Regions from separate parts of the Homo sapiens genome. Here region 1 is linked to region 2. The links are chromatin contacts, found by Hi-C in ENCODE. All regions are on one chromosome and are shown on one strand. The core of a region is the stretch at or near the end of the contact, and the rest is flanking DNA. Distances in the headings are between cores, read along the strand shown. Region 1 has its middle 47 kb from the start of TMEM106B. Region 2 holds the start of PHF14 (PHD finger protein 14).

Region 1 (2,977 bases), core at 141-2,640, 1.3 Mb after region 2:
GCATATGATTAAATCTAGGTCAATAATATGCAGGCGGAAGCATAATATGAGACTCATGAGTAGTGATGAAAGAAAAAGGGCCTGCTCTTATGTCAATCATCTTCTCTGTTGCCTCGAACCCAGACTTAATGATGGGATCTCTAACAGGTTTTTCAGACTATGAAGTAATTATAAACTTGGAAACAACACTGAAAGTGATGAAGCACATGATAGAATTCCCAGTCTTTGTGACACAGTGAAGCCTCTCTACTGGTTTTAGATTTCTTAGCTTCAGACATTTTTTAAGAAAGAGAAACTTCTATCACATTTAAGCAAATATTATGTTTGACATTTCTGTTATATGCAGCTGAATCTGACAGAATCCTAAATTTTCTTTCAAAGAAGATTAATAATTTTTAAAATACACATGTGCTCAATATATATCTGATACTGGCAGCATGTTAAAGAGGAGGAAGTGATCAGCTTATTCTAATGTAGTTGATGGTATCAAGTATAATGAATACTGAGAACCAACCACTGGATCTAGTAATGTGAAGATCATTGCTTGCTTTGAAAAGAACAGTTTTTAATAACTATTGACGAAAAAAGGAGACATGAAAGGAGCCAAAACACATTTGAAGTAGGTTTAACAGAGAATGGGAAGAAAGGATTTGCAGAAGAGGATCTACACAAGTCATTTAAATAATTTTGTTGCAAAAGTGATAAATAAAAGGAGAAAGCAACAGAGGAAATGGGATTAGAAGGTATTTTAAAAGAAAAAATAAAAGCATTGTTGCATGACCGTAGGTATGATCAAGGAAGAGAAGGAAATATTGCTAACGCAGAGCCTAGACCAACTGGGAGGGATGTGATATAGAGCCCAGAGGAGCAATCACTTCAAATGGGAACATGGATGGCTCATTTATAGGCCCAAGTGGGAAGGCAAAAGTTGTGAGTGGGAATGGTGGTAAGTGAGTACAAGTCGTGGTGGAAGACTATGCCACTTATGTATTGCTACAGTTTTTAAGAAATATAGGAAGCAAGGCCATTGGCTAAGAGTGATGATAGAGGAGATTTGGAGGTGTGAGAAGAGAGTCTTTTAAGGGGATGCTTCCCAAACTTAAATACACTATGCAGAAGAATCTCCTAGTATCTTGATAAAACTCAGGTTCGTATTCAGTAGGTCTAGGATGGGGTCTGAGATCTGTATTTCTCAGAATATCTAGGTAATATCAATAGTGTTGGCCCATGGGCTACACATGGAGTAGCAAAGTTCTATGAGAAATGAGAAAGTTGAGTGAATCAGGAAAGTACTGAGTGCGTAACAGCATTAAACATCTACTGGAGTTCATTGCTGTTAACTGAAAGTGAAACTAATCAGAATATTTGTGTGTTTTGTTCCAACTACTCTGGGCTTAAATGAGGCCAAATGTGGCTGGAAGTGAAAGTGAAAATGATGAAGGAAGAGAGATATGAGTCAAGGGTGTGTGCACTGGAGAGGTTATAATTGGTAAATTTAAGCTGGGTTAGGAGGGAGAAGTGTTACAGAGTGAATATATCCTGCCGCAACTCATTTGTTGAAGCTCTAACCCCCAGTGCAATGGAATTTAGAGGTAAGGCCTAAGGGAGATAATTAGAGCTAGATGGGGTCATGTAAGTGGGTCCCTCATGATGAGATTAGTGGCCTTATAAATAGAGTATGAGAGAGACCTCTCCTCTCTTTACCCAAAAAAAAAAAAAAAACAAAAAAAAAAAAAAAAAATATCAGTGCACCCAGAAAAGATCTTTGCACTGAGGAAAGATCACATGAGGACACAGCAAGAAGGCAGCTGCCTGCAATCCAAGAGACAGCTGTCACCAAAACCTGAATTGGCTGGCACTCTTGATCTTGGACTTCCCAGCCACTGGGACCATGAGAAAATACATTTCTGTTATTTAAGCCACCACACTTCGTTATGGCAGCTTGAGCAGACTAGTAACGAAGGAGACGGAACAACAAGAAGGTAAGGGTCAGTAAAAACAGATTCGTGAAAAAGGTGATGTTGAAATTTTTGTGATGAGGAGACTAGATAATGAGATTATAGTTGGGGAGGATACCAGGTACTGACAATGTCAAGGTCTAGGATGTGACCATGAGACTGAGTGGTTGAATTAGGGTGGAAGACAAGCTTTGGGGAAGAGGGGAGTTCAAGAAACAGAGGCGCCCACATTTAAAAGGACTATTCATGTTCTCATCAAAACCTGAAATAAAGAAGAGAATGACAGTGAGTCAGGGGCTAACAGTTATAGTGACTGATGTAACTGATGATACTTTCAAAGATGCAAGTTTCAAAGAGAAGAGGTAATAATGTGCTAGAAATGACAACAGTAGATACCTTTTGCTGAATGCCTTCTAATACAAGTTAAGCACTCTGTAGACATTGTGTCTGTTCATTCACAAATAACATCACCATTCACACCATTCATCACCATTCATAAATAAAGAATCTGAAGTTCAGAGAGGTTAATTAACTTTCCTAAGGTCACACAACTAGTAAGTGGATGTACTATGGTTTCAGAACCAATCAGTTTGAATCTAAAGGCCCCATGATGGATAAGCTGCTTATTTTAAAGTTTTTTTTCCTTAATAGTTTTTACATATCCAGAAGCAAAAGCAAGAAAACATTTTTCAACAGTTTCATCTCCTCAAAAATAAACAGAAACTAGAGCTAGAGCTAAAAGCCTATTTCTTTCTTCTTGTTATTCAAACCACACTCACTTCATACTACCTCATACACTTCAGTCTGTGATATGATACATAGTAGGTCTTCCAGACTTTAAAGTTTAATGTTCCACCTTTGTGATTTTTGTCATTTCTACTTACTTCCTAAACCCAAATTCTACCTGATTTAGCTTTCTCCTAGGGAATGATATCTATCATACCACAGTTTAGTGGGGAAATAATATTATTTTAAAATGCAGTGAAATATATAACTAGTAAAGTATACTTGTGTACAGA
Region 2 (3,239 bases), core at 544-3,043:
GTATGTGCCACCACGCCCAGCTAATTTTTGTATTTTTAGTAGACACGGGGTTTCATCATGTTGGGCAGGCTGGTCTCGAACTCCCAACCTCAAGTGATCCACCCGCCTCAGCCTCCCAAAGTGTTGGGATTACAGGCGTGAGCCACCGCACCCGGCAGTACAGTTTTTCTAGAGCAACTAGGTGTTATTTATTAAAGTAAATGAATTAATACATTTTGATTCTGAAAATCTCCTTCTAGAAATTAGTTTTACATAAACACGAATGCCAGATTTTGAATTTCTCTTTTAGATGATTCAGCATAATTGCTCCAAATAAATCTAAAAGGCTATTGTCAAACAGTGGAATATTTGGATTTATAATTTCATAGATAAGACTATCAGTCCATGATATGGTTGGTGTTTAAAGTAGAATGGAAGTGAAATTCCCAGAGTGGAGTTTTTAAAATAACCAAGTTCCTAGGATTTTAACTGGAAGAATAAATATCTGAAAGGCAATGAGGAGTATTAAGCATGGGATGCCACTTCTGCACCTTGAGAAAATGAAGTATGGAAGGATGAGTGGTTTTCATTTGAGAGGGCTGCAGGGTAACTGTTTCTATTTCAGATGAGGAGGTAAAAAGAATGGGCATTGAAAAGGAAAAATGTTTACTAAGTAGGTTATACATTTTGGAATAGAAGTTTCTATAGCACAATAGAAAAGTTTGAGAGGTCACATGGCAATGATAGTTTGGGTGAGAGTGAGGCAGGAGAATAGGGTGTGGAGGCAGGGAACCTAAGGATGTGTCACTCCGACTTCCTAAGAACTAAATTGAAAGGAAACCCCTAACTTTCCATGCCTAAGTAACAAAAGGACCAGAGGCTACTCCCTTTGCAAACCCCCACTTTTTCTGCAGGGCAGATGGGAAATTGGCTGTGGGCAGCAAATCAGACTGATTGCAGGAGAGTCTTCCTTTGCATAGAAGTATCACTTTGTAACTTCACCATCTGCAAGAAATCAAACTGATTGCAGGGGAAATCTTCCTTTGCATAGAGGTATACCACTTTGTAACTTCACCCTAGCCTCTGATTGATTGCTTTTTGCACCAATGTTTGCACAGGAGCATGACCTTTGTAACTTCACTTCAGCCTCTGGTTGGCTGCTTTCTGCAACCAATCAGACTGATTGCGCGTTACTTCATTTACATGAGGTGAGCATTAGGTGGCCAATAGGAAGCTTCTAGAGGGTATTTGGACTCAAGATTCTGTATCCGGGCCCTTGAGCCGCTGCTCAGGTCGCTTCCGTACAGAGCGTGCTTTAATTTTCAATAAGTCCCTGCTTTTGTTGTTTTGTTGCTTCATTCTTTCTTTGCTTTGCTGGGCGTTTTGTCCAATTCTTTGTTAAAAACGCCAAGAACCTGGACAACTTGCAGTCACGATCCTCTACCGGTGACAATATCATTTAAATATTGGTAGTGGCTTAAGGTAGCAAACATCCCTTTGTGGAACGTTTACTCAGTAAATCCTTAAAAAACAGATCAGAAACAAAAACTGGCCTCCCAGGGATTTGGACTCAGGAGGTGAATTAGGCGCGGAGAGGGCGGAGCCTTTGGGGTTTATGGGCGGAATTGCACAGGGTTTGGCGGGGATCTCTGCTCCGCCTTGGCACTACTCGGCTCCGCTCGCCTCCGCGCGGCTCCCTGGGCTTTCACTCGGCTCTGTTCGGCTCCTGCTCGGGAAGGGTGCGCGGGGGCGAGTCCTGCGCATGCGCCCTCAATTCCTGCTGCTCTCAGGGCTGCGCTCAGCCTCGTGTTTTCACTTCCTTTTCAGAGCTGTATCCGGGTCGCTGCTTTCCCTATTGTCTGAGGCAGCCGCCCTCGCGCTGTGCAATTTCTGGTCTTTCGTTGCTTCTGGTCCAGGCTAATAAAGTTTTTCTTTCTTTAATTTTTTTTCTTCTAGTTTTAACGGGAGAAATTAACTCCCCGGGGCCGCCGGGTTGACTGCGCTGCCTGGGCCGGAGGTCTTCTCCGGCCAGGGAGCGCTGTGGGAAGGGGCTCGAGCGGCCAGGGCCAGGCGAGGCCGGGGGGGCGGGGGGTTAGGGGACCGCGGGGCTACTCTTGGGAGCGCCCCTGTCCGGCTGGCTGCGCGCCGGTTTTAAATAGCATCTTTCGGACTTGTCTTCGCGGCCCCAGTCCCCGACCTCGGCGCTGCCTGGGCTCCTGCAGCCTCTCCCTAAGTCTTCTCCAAACGACCACCTCACGGATTCCTTAGTAAGTGTATCCGAGGCCTCTGCGGCGAGAGGTCCATTTCAGCCATTCTAGAAGTCAGGGCCGGTGGGAGCAGGGCAGGGGTGGGAGAGTCCTGCGGGAAAGCAGGATTGGTGGACCCTCGCCCTCCATGGTCCGCGGGAATGAAGCCCGCTTGTTTTATTCCCTGATTTTTGCCGTTTTTATTGACTGTTACGATGTCTAAGTGGGGGATTACGAGGAAGGTGCAGAAACATCTCGAAAAGATGAGCAAGAGGGTCAGCTTCGATTTTAGCTGGTCTGAGTTGGCGTTGGCAGCATCAGGGCTGGAGCTGCCTTTGAAACTGCCCGTGGAGCTGTCCAGCCCTCCCCACCCTGCTTCTGCACCCCAACCTTCTCCTGACCCCTTTTGCTGAGAACTCAGTTAGACAAAAATTCCTTGTGCGAGGTCATCTTTATGTTCTCTTAGCACCACAACTCTCCCCTGTGTTTGGTGTGATTATGAATGACAATGTAATTTTTTTCTCTTCACAGTGGATCGCAGCTCCAAGAGGAGGCAGGTGAAGCCTTTGGCAGCTTCTCTGCTGGAAGCTCTTGATTATGATAGTTCAGATGACAGTGATTTTAAAGTTGGAGATGCCTCAGGTAAATATTTCCTTCTCTCTTCCCCTTTCCCAGCTTTCTGGAGTTAGGCTTATTTTTAGACTTTTTAAATCGGTTTTGATTAAAATGCCAATTTTAAGTGAAAGCACGTAAACTTCATTTATTTTGTCCATTTGATTTCCCATTTTGCCTTTAGATCCTGTCACTAGACCTATAATTGCTTCTGTTTTCCTCAGAGATAATTAGCAGTCAGGGGAAGGACTTTTTCCAAAGATGCAAAAGGATTTCTCTGTTTTACACCTTAAAATATATTTATGCTTATATTATAGAGGAAAAAACTGAAAGATATCCCGAAGTAGAAAAGTATCCTGAGAGGTGTGTGGACCATTAATAGTCCCTGAGCAGGGTTCTTCT

What was found. A loop is a pair of places that touch in the nucleus more often than their neighbours do. Pooled maps may share reads with other maps.
Region 1: a loop to region 2 is called in a pooled map, with 5 times the contacts of the local background. The contact joins the enhancer-like site here to the promoter of PHF14 in region 2. A Hi-C loop is called at or near these places in 7 of 50 pooled maps.

What each region holds. Positions count from the first base shown.
Region 1 is chr7:12,256,426-12,259,402 of GRCh38, forward strand. No RefSeq gene overlaps it. Among named protein-coding and RNA genes, the nearest start is that of TMEM106B, 47 kb to the left of the region's middle. Within about 2 kb of position 1,391, at least 5 of the 41 ENCODE cell types and tissues checked have a DNase peak (open chromatin) inside an H3K27ac peak, as active enhancers do.
Region 2 is chr7:10,972,079-10,975,317 of GRCh38, forward strand. It overlaps PHF14 (PHD finger protein 14), which reads left to right and starts at 1,794. Exons shown (of 18, transcript NM_001007157.2): 1 at 1,794-2,246; 2 at 2,757-2,867. The coding sequence starts at 2,246. RefSeq lists silencers at 989-1,038, 1,549-1,608, 2,589-2,638 and an enhancer at 1,564-1,858.